Linked DNA regions of Homo sapiens: region 2 is linked to region 1. The links are chromatin contacts, found by Hi-C in ENCODE. All regions are on one chromosome and are shown on one strand. The core of a region is the stretch at or near the end of the contact, and the rest is flanking DNA. Distances in the headings are between cores, read along the strand shown. Region 1 overlaps RAPGEF4 (Rap guanine nucleotide exchange factor 4). Region 2 overlaps RAPGEF4 (Rap guanine nucleotide exchange factor 4).

Region 1 (4,880 bases), core at 903-3,402:
CATTCTTCTAACAACCAAAGACATCTTAGGGAAGAAATGAGAAGGCTTGTCACTCAATTGTGCATTGAAACTCAACAGTATTTTAGTACTATTTGAATATAGTATTGTTAAATAAAAGTTATTTAACAATAATTTTTGTTATTGATGGTAAGGCAGACTTTATTCAAAGGAAGTGTCAACTGAAGAATAACAATATTCATAAATTTAGAAAGGAAAATTTTACTTCTCAAAAAGAGTTGTAGCCTGCTAGGTGGCCCTTCTGGCAGGCTGGGAAGTGTAGCCTCCAGCCAGAAGCCAGAAACAGACACTTCAGTCAGAAGAATAAGACAGGGAAGGGCCAGGCATGGTGGCTCACGAGGGCAGGGTGTGGTGACTCACACCTGTAATCCCAGCACTTTGGGAGGCCAAGGAGGGTGGATCATTTGAACCTAGGAGTTTTAATTTTTAGCAGAGATGAGGTCTTGCTTTATTGGCCAGGCTGGTCTCTAACTCCTGGCCTCAAGCGATCTTCCTGCCTTGGCCTCCCAAAGTACTGGAATTACAGGTATGAGCCACCATGCCAACAACAGGACTTCTGATAAACATTCTTAAATTTCCAATGCTGCATTTATGTACAGTCGTCCTGGGGTACCCATGGGAGGATTTGTTCCAGGACCCCGCTTGGATACCAAAATCTGCAGACGCTCGAGACCCTGATATAAAATGGTGTAGTATTTGTGTTACATAACCTACCTACCTACACACACACACAACCTAATACAACACCTAATATATAACCTACACATACCCTCTGTAGATTACTTAATACAATGTAAACAGGATGCAAATAGTTGTTATACAGTGTAGTTTTAAAATTTGTACTATTTTGTATTGTATTGTTTTTTATTTATTTATTCAAAATATTTTCAATTTGTGGTTGGTTGATTCTTCAGACGCAGAACCCACAGATATGGAGGGCCAGCTGTACTCCTCTAAATTCAAGTCCCCGACTTCACACCTTCACCTACTTATTCTGTGGGTTCTTCAAGTTGTCACCAGGGTGGGCACCAGCAGCAGGTACTGGTGAACACCTGGGGAGGTGGCAAGATGCAAGGGGTGTTCCATGAATAGCTGGGATAAGATATACAAATAACTAATAAATAACTCATAAACTCATCATTAACTCATAAACTACTTCTTTCTTAAAGCTAGAGCTTCCTAACCAGCTGATTCAGTTGGAGAAAGTCTTTGTCAAACCTTCCCTGTTAAAAATGTGTTCCATGTGTTGCTAGTCCTGGCTGTGCATGCTGTGCCTTAGGTGGGCTGGGAGGGATAAAAGGCAGAGAATCACTGTTCCAGGTAAAGTTCTTAGTCGCTTCCCCTCCCGCCATGCTCAGTGTGCTTCCTTTTTTCCATGTTCTTTCTCTTCGAAGGGTCTCCCTCTAGTTACCCAGGAATAGAGAGAGCTAAGAGAAGACTGTCAGAAGGACCTGACTCAAGAGAGTCCCCTTCTCTAACTCTTTCAACCCAAAGCCCTCCGTGGGCTCTCCTACTATTTAGGGGCAACAGTGGCAATTTTTTAACAGAGTCATCTCAAATTTGAGTGTAGCACTAAGTACTACGAAATGATTTTTGAGAGCCTTTGCTTACTATGGTGAAAATTACACAGAGGAAAAAAAGCCATCAGTTGAAACCCATCCGGAAAGCATTTTAAAGAAGCCTCGGTTATCTGAGTCATCCCAGAAGTTGTTCTAAATTTTAAGGAGCCAAATGAAATTATTTTTTAACTTAATGCTAGTAGGGCAAGTGTATTTCAGAGGGACAATTATGGTAGACTTCTATTTTATGTGCTGTTTGGGATCCAATAAGCATCCCCGTTTGGCTGGGGTCTGGTGACCTGAGGCTGAGGGTGTGTGGTGGAGAGCCTTTGCCAAGCCTGATGATCCTCTACTGAGGTTAGATGCTCAGGAACAGTCAGAGGTTTTTGAAAAGGGGCTGTTAAAATTGGACAAGGCTGTACTTCGATTTCACATTGCATTTTAATTGTAACAAGACAAATTGCAACACTGTAGATCTGTTCAAAAAATTTTCCTCTCTCTCTTCACTTACAAATGCAGGGCTAAACATTCTTTAGATATTAGCAGGCCTGGTCTGGCCCTCTGCCTAATGATGGGGTTTTTCAACTCTCTGAATAGCCCTGAGCCTCAGATGTGGCATCTTATTCATCCATCGGCCGAGGACAGAGTGAGGACAGAGTGGTCGGGGAGGTGGAAGTATTTGGACCTTTTTATTGCTTTGCTTAAGGGCAAAATTGTGGTCTGCAGTGACCTCCAGTCACAACTTTCTTATCTCATTTGGGATCTTGAGGGAGCAGTTTCCTCTTCATTCTTTCACAGAGACATAAAAGCAAGCGGGTATGACTGCTAAACAAGGAGGCATTATGCCAGGAATTCACAGACTCCACGTGCTCTGCTCCCTAGTGGCGGCTGTGCAGGCCATGTTTCCAAAGGATCACAGGGGTCTTGGTGTGCCCTGTCTGACTGATGATCAATCTCAGCTGTGAGTGAAAAACTGCAATGGTCCCTGGGATCTCAGGCTCCTTCAAAGGGGTTTTTTTCTGAGAGTCACCCTGAATACTGACAAAGTCAAGAGCCTCAGCCGAGAGAGAACTTGGGCAGTTGATTGCCTTGAGGAGGTGCTTGCGTGTGTGTATGTATGTATCTCTGTAGGCATGTTTATGTGGGTATGTATATGGGTATCTGTGTGTGTGTATGTGCTTGTGTGTATGTGTGAGTGTGTGTGTGTGTGTGTGGTGGGAGTGGGTGTGTGAGTAGGAAACTCACAGGGAGAGGAGTTAGGAGAGCAGATCTCTAGGGAGAGGGGCCACAGTGATGCACCAAAGTTTTCGGATGAAATGACCAAACAATGTTGGTGCTGTAGTCATAAAAAAAGAAATGAGAAGAAACTGAGTTTAAGGAGATTTTACAGTAATGCCTTCATGAAGTCTTTTTAGAAATTTCATCTGTACGTGAAGTCTCTTTCTCTCCTGGATTCCCATTCTCTTCTTTCCCATTTCCATTGTGCTACTTACCACATTTCACCTTGATACTTGCTGTAGATGTACGTATCTCTGTATCTCTCTTACCCATTTTTAACTTTGTGTGTGCAGGGACCATGATCTTTATATCACCCGAGTACTTTATTCGCCTGTCATACAGATGATACTCAGTAACGAACTATAGAAATGATTCCTGAGCCTGGAGCGGTGGCTCACGCCTGTAATCCCAGCACTTTGGGAAGCTGAGGCAGGCGGATCATGAGGTCTGGAGATCGAGACCATCTTGGCTAACACATTGAAACCCCATCTCCACTAAAAATACAAAAAATTAGCCGGGCATGGTGGCAGGCCCCTGTAGTCCCAGCTACTCAGGAGGCTGAGGCAGGAGAATGGCTTGAACCCAGGAAGCAGAGCTTGCAGTGCGCCGAGATCGTGCCACTGCACTCCAGCCTGGGCAACAGAGCGAAACTCTTAAAAAAAAAAAAAAAAAGATCCCTGAAAGTATAGTCTTCATACTCAGTAAATACTTGCAGATTGAGTGCATTTTCAACACCTTTCTGAATTTTGTTGACATTGTTGGAAAAACTTGTAATTAGGAAAGAGTAAACATTTCAGTATTCTAAGTGGTTAATAATCATATAATTAAAATAATAACATAAGTGGTAAACATCTTGAGTTTCAAAGACTTTTGCTATATCCATGTCATCACTGACATTATAAATACATGATTTTAGCATACTAATAGTCACCTAACTTCTGTGTCTAAATGTGTGTAAAATGAGATTCTATTTTTTTTTTTTTTGTGACGGAGTTTTGCTCTTGTTGCCCAGGCTGGAGTGCAATGGTGCAACCTCAGCTCACCACAACCTCCACCTCCCGGGTTCAAGTGTTTCTCCTGCCTCAGCCTCCCGAGTAGCTGGGATTACAGGCATGTGCCACCACACCCGGCTAATTTTGTATTTTTAGTAGAGATGGGGTTTTGCCATGTTGGTCAGGCTGGTCTTGAACTCTTGACCTCAGGTGATCTGCCCGCCTTGGCTTCCCAAAATGCTGGGATTACAGGCGTGAGCCACTGTTCCCAGCCAAAATGGAATTCTTAATACCTGTTTTATCTAACAGGGCTGCAATGATCAAAATTTTCAGTAAGTGTCAAGGCCCTTTGAAAAGCTAATAGTGTTATAAAAAGATTGAGATTGTAGAGTACATAGTATTTAAGATCTTAACTGTTGTTATAGAGAAAAAACACAATGCACACCTATCCATAAAACCTCTAAAAGGCATGGAAAAATTTTAGTATATGTTTTTAAGCACTTTACTTATTGCTTTCTTGAGATACTTTTTAAAAAATGTCTTGGTGGCTAATAATGATGATGACGACGGTGGTACTAGAAATACCTTCTGTAGCCTTTTATAATTGATAAAGCTCACATGCATTATCTCAGATTTGACAGTTCTTCACTGGAGGAGATGAGCAGCTCTTTGCAATGCTAAATTACTGTTAAAAAGAGTCAAACTGAACCTTAAAGTCATTCTAATGCATATATATTAAGTGAACATTACACTCAATGTTTTGAAATACATTTACTGATTTTCCAAAGACGTCTGAAAATTTAAAAAACATATTGAGGTAGTTGAGCATTATATACATTCCTATAAGATGACAGTGTTATCATAGTCTGCTAATGTGGTCCATTTCTTGGCCAAGCTTTTTCTTTATAATTATGGGAAGGCACTGGGCAGAGAGCAGTTCTGCCTCCCTCCCCCTTTCTCTCCACTTCTTCTTCCTGCACCCCTCATGTGTGTTGGGTGTTGGAATCTGCTGTCCCAAGAGGTCCCCAGAAGC
Region 2 (4,880 bases), core at 1,659-4,158, 53 kb after region 1:
ATCTACAGTTTATGAGATTATAAGAACACTTTGTAAATTAAAGAAACGTGCCCCTTTTGCCATACGCATTAAAATATCTTTTCCAGGGTTTTGTTCCAGATACATTTTGTGACTAGGCGCTTAGGACTGAAGAAGCATTTCCTTTATGAGTTTTTTCCTCAAGACATTTCATTCATTAATTTTTTTCCCTGTAATTTCTTCCTGTGAACTATGCCCCAGTTACACATCCCTAAGGACATACAGTATCACTATTGAAGCAAAACTTTTAAAAAATCATTTTATTGTCTACTGCTTCTCCTGGAAATTATTTTAATTTATCTGTTTGATGTTTTTATCCTTTTTCTACTGGGGAGATGCTACTTCAGGAAGCTAATTCCAAATTAGTTAGTTCTTGGATCTGTTGGCTCCAAGACGCAATTCCCAGCACTTATTCATCCTTATCTATTTGGGGGAAACTCAGAGGAAGAAGGCATTTTGAAATTCTATCACGTGCTGTTTTTCTTGGCTGGATCAATGGCTTAGCCATTGGCTGCATGGTCTCTCTTTCTCTTTACACACCAGATACTTTCAATTGGAGTTTCTAGTAGAGTTGAAGCTAAAGAACACTGAATGCAAAAACAAAGTAATTCCACTTTTGTGCCTCAATCTTATCATCCCAGTGCTCAATGTATTGGCCTTCAGTGGTTCTAGTAAAATGGGATATAATCATGTGTGGAAAATAGCAGAGGCAGCTTCAAAAAACTCAGGGAAGAGAGATTGAAAGGAGTGTCCAAGATGGGGTACATATTATAAAGGCAGAGGAAGAGAACTACTCTTCATAAAACTTGATTTGGAGATAATGCTACAATTGTGGTGACTGGTGCTAGTAAACAGGAAGATAAAGCTACTTTTCTGCATGCTCTGAAACCTCTCTCAACAAGAAATAATCCCATTGTAAATAAATTTGTTTATTTGTTTATAAAATCCCAAGCAACTGCTTTTTTCTTCTTCTTCTTCTTCTAATTGGAACATTTGGGATTTCAGGTTTTCAGATTAGGGGTAAACATTCTGCAAATATTCCAAAATCTGAAAAAATCAGAAATCTGAACCAAACAAATGACTTTTAACCACTTTGAAAAATGAGAACCTCTACAAAAGATTGGGTTTCAATAAAGGGAAATCTCTTTTCTACACACATTCTTTCTCCTTTAAACATCGAAATAGTCTTGAAAGAATTTTTTTATTAAATTCTGTTCTCTTTCTTTGATTTTTTTCTTAGGTGAAATATTACATTTTGTTTTCCTGTGGCATAATGGCAATGTCATCCTTATCAGCTTATGCTCCTATTCCGTACTTCAGTTGACTGGCGCCCTCTGAGGCTTCTGAGCTATGTAGGAGTTTTTGCCCCCCACTAGCTGACACCAGTACGTTACAGAGTTGCTCTAAGTTGCCAGCCGTCCCTTCTCACTGAGATCAAACTGCTCTCTTTCCTCTGCTCCTGGTGCCTTTTCTCTGCTAAAGGTTGGGAAATGATATGCGTCTAAGCAAGAGTAAATAGACCGTGAAGAAGTGAGTTGTGAGTGCTCATAGTGGTGTCACCTAGCAGCTTTGATATGTGAAACAGATGCCACATTCATTTTGGTGTCTTAGAGGACAGATATGCAGTTGCTAATTGTGTTCAGATCAATTAAAGGATGTGTATAAGTGGCTATTGGATTACTGGTGTGTTGTTAGTGATTTAAATCTTTATAAAACATTATTTCTAAACTGTTGACCAAGCTGCAAACATATCCAACAATATGCATGCTCATTAATAAATAGAAGAGACAGTTTCTACAGTGGAAAGCACATGGGCATGGTATCAAAATGAGGTTTTACTGCTTTTTGGCAGTGTGATACTGGACCAGAAGTTTGTACCTCAGTTTTCTCACCTGTAAAGTGAGATAATAAAATATAGCTTGTGTGGTGGTGGCATGCCTAGCACATGAATAAACACTGAGTGAAAGAATTTCATTAAATGATAACAATTTTAGAAATATATAACCTGATATTAAATATGTTTTATGAATATAAATCATTAGAATACGTTCTTGATACTTATGATAATAAAATTATTTATCCTTATTGATACATACCTTAAATATATGATTATGACTTGCTAAAAAATATACAATTTTCAAATAACAACAATCTCTTAACCAGTATACATTTCCAATTCAGAAATCAAATTCTCAGTGGCAAGGGAAGATTGAGATCCAGAAAGAACTAAGACTAGCGAGCATTCCATTCCTCTAAGGCTTCTAAATTAGAATGTGGGTCTAGGGCTGGAAAGAGGGTGAGATTGAGTATCATTCTTCCAATCTCTTTCTGGCTTTTTGTTCCTGACTTTGAATGAGGGTGATAGTTGTAATTACTCCAGACTTTCTGAATAGAAGTGAAAAGTGAGGTAAATCTAACTTGTTGAAATGGAAATATACCTTCCACTCCATAAAAGATGTCACATCTTGGTATAATCTCAGGCTTATTTTTTTAGATGCAAATTAGTGAAAAAACAATAGCTAACAATTTTGGCAGCCAAAATCTTCATGGTAGCTTCCTTTGAATGCCAAAAATCTCTCATGTATGGACACATATGCCTGCATAAATACATGCAAAACACACCCTCTTCTGCCTCCACATGTCTATGGCAATTTCCAGGAGAAATGCCAGAAGAAGCAAATGCCTCAAAGACTCTGTGCTTTGAGGTTAAAGGTGTGATGCCTTTGGCACCACCAGAACTCAACTTCGTTGTAGCTCTGTGGTGTGTGACGTCTCAGTTGTGATATCCTAGAGCAACCTCATAGCCCTGATCTCCCATTCTGTCCATGTGATTAAACACGCTCTGTTTGGGTGTTGCCTGGTAGAATAATAACACTGCTTAGGTAAGAAGGGTATTGTCCTGAGGTGTGGCGTCCTTTTGACTTCCTCCCCCAAATGGAGCACTTCCTGCTTTCCAGCTGAATGATGAGTCATGAGAAGAGACTTGAGGATGTGACACAGGAGACCAGTCAGGCCATAATTATTTGTAAGGCATGTGTAACAAATCTGCTTTCAGCACACATCCCATCCAGGTAAAGCCAGGAAATACAACGAGGGCTGGAAATAGCTCGTGGCTAGCATCCTCAACACTAGTCATTTAGTGCTTTCAACAACCCAAAGTGCCACATCAAAGTACTCATGTTTACCAGAATTCTCATTGCAGATCTGAATTCTGATGATTATTTCTATTTTTGTGATTTCTGGCAATTGAGAAACATTGTTAGAGTTTATTCAGAGTGAGAGATTTGTGAAGTGTTTGATATATGTCTGAGATAGACCTAGGTATGTGCTATAATGGCACATAGAAATGTGGCCAGGAGCACAGTCATGTGAGAAAGCTCCCTGAGGTATGTAAGGAGAATGGCTCATATTGCATTTTAAATTGTGTTCTTACAGAACATGAGCATTACCATTTATTACTGTGTATGTCAAGAACCATGTTGGGTGTGTGTGTGTATACATTTTGCTGAATCCTAACTATGGGCTTTTGAGGCAATTATAAACATAAAAATAGCTATATGACTAATGCTTGCTATGGGCTTGTCATTATGCTAAGTAGCCATCTTATATACATTGTCTTATTTAATCCTCCTAACAACATTGGCCGGTGGGGGTGATTATCCCATTTTATAAGTAAGAAAATGGAGACTTGGAGAGATTAAGGAGCTTGCCCAGGGTTGTATGGCTAGTAAAGTGAAAGAGTTAGGATTTAAACTTGCTCTGTCTGACTTCAAAACTTGTGATTTGTACCACACCATTTTTCTCTCTTACCATCCTATGATCAAGCATTATCAGTGACGAACCAGCCAACCAACAAACCAAACAAACCAATAAACAAGTAAATAAACAAATAAATGCAGTTTCAACCTTCTTTAATGGAGTGTATGTTATAATAGAAAGGTATTCTTTTTCTATTATCTCACTCTGTTGCCCAGGCTGGAGTGCAGTGGGGTAATTGTAGCTCACTGTGGTCTTGAACTCCTGGGTTCAATCCCACCTCAGCCTCCTGATTAGCTGGGACTACAGGTGTGCACCGCCTTGCCTGGCTAAATTTATTTTGGTGGTAATGGGATCTCACTATGTTGCTCAGGCTGGTCTCAAACTCCCATCCTCAAGTGATCCTTCCACCTTAGCCTCCCAAAGTGCTGAGATCACAGGTGTGAGCCACTCTGCCCAGCCAAGAAAAATGCTTATATTCACTTGGAGAACAATAGCTCAAATATGGTGTAGTATTCCATTCTCACCAACACTTAGGAAAAAATGGAAATCTACAACCTTAAGTTAAATCCAACAAACATGAAGTGCCTACTGTGTTGGTCATGCTTCTTATGAGACTCTGGGGTGAACAATCAAGAGATACTTTGGAAAAGAGCACCCTCTTAGAATACCAGAAGAATACCAGAAGGCTGAGGCAAAAGAGTACCAGAAGGCTAAGGCTACTGTTCTCACTTTAGTCTCTCACATTGCTACATATCATTTCCTACAAGAAGTGACCTGTTGGGGGGTCTTCCCTTTGATATCCTAAAAAATGAAACATGTTTATTTCTCTGTGGATATCATGACGTGAAAGAATATCCTCCTCAAAAATATCTTCCCCATTTTAACTTCAGTACACTTCATAGAAAGATCAGAGTCATGGTAATGGGCCATTATACCACCATGATCACACACACCAGAACACACTGGGAAATCCGCCTTTGTTATCCCTGCAATTAGGTTTAGTTCTAAAGTGATTAACTTAGAGAAAATGAAGTAAGATAATATTAAATAAGCCAGCTTTTGGATATTTGATTTATGACTAAAAGGAAAGGATCCAGAAGCAG

Evidence for each region. Hi-C counts contacts between places; a loop is a spot of excess contacts on that map.
Region 2: a loop to region 1 is called in a map of PC-9, with 2.5 times the contacts of the local background. The contact joins two enhancer-like sites. A Hi-C loop is called at or near these places in 1 of 168 maps with a recorded cell type or tissue (PC-9).

Annotation. Positions count from the first base shown.
Region 1 is chr2:172,781,004-172,785,883 of GRCh38, forward strand. The region is part of intron 1 of RAPGEF4 (Rap guanine nucleotide exchange factor 4); the gene reads left to right. Among named protein-coding and RNA genes, the nearest start is that of RAPGEF4-AS1, 47 kb to the left of the region's middle. Within about 2 kb of position 2,153, at least 4 of the 41 ENCODE cell types and tissues checked have a DNase peak (open chromatin) inside an H3K27ac peak, as active enhancers do; they include PC-9, where a contact is called at or near this core.
Region 2 is chr2:172,833,628-172,838,507 of GRCh38, forward strand. The region is part of intron 4 of RAPGEF4 (Rap guanine nucleotide exchange factor 4); the gene reads left to right. Among named protein-coding and RNA genes, the nearest start is that of RAPGEF4-AS1, 100 kb to the left of the region's middle. Within about 2 kb of position 2,909, at least 4 of the 41 ENCODE cell types and tissues checked have a DNase peak (open chromatin) inside an H3K27ac peak, as active enhancers do; they include PC-9, where a contact is called at or near this core.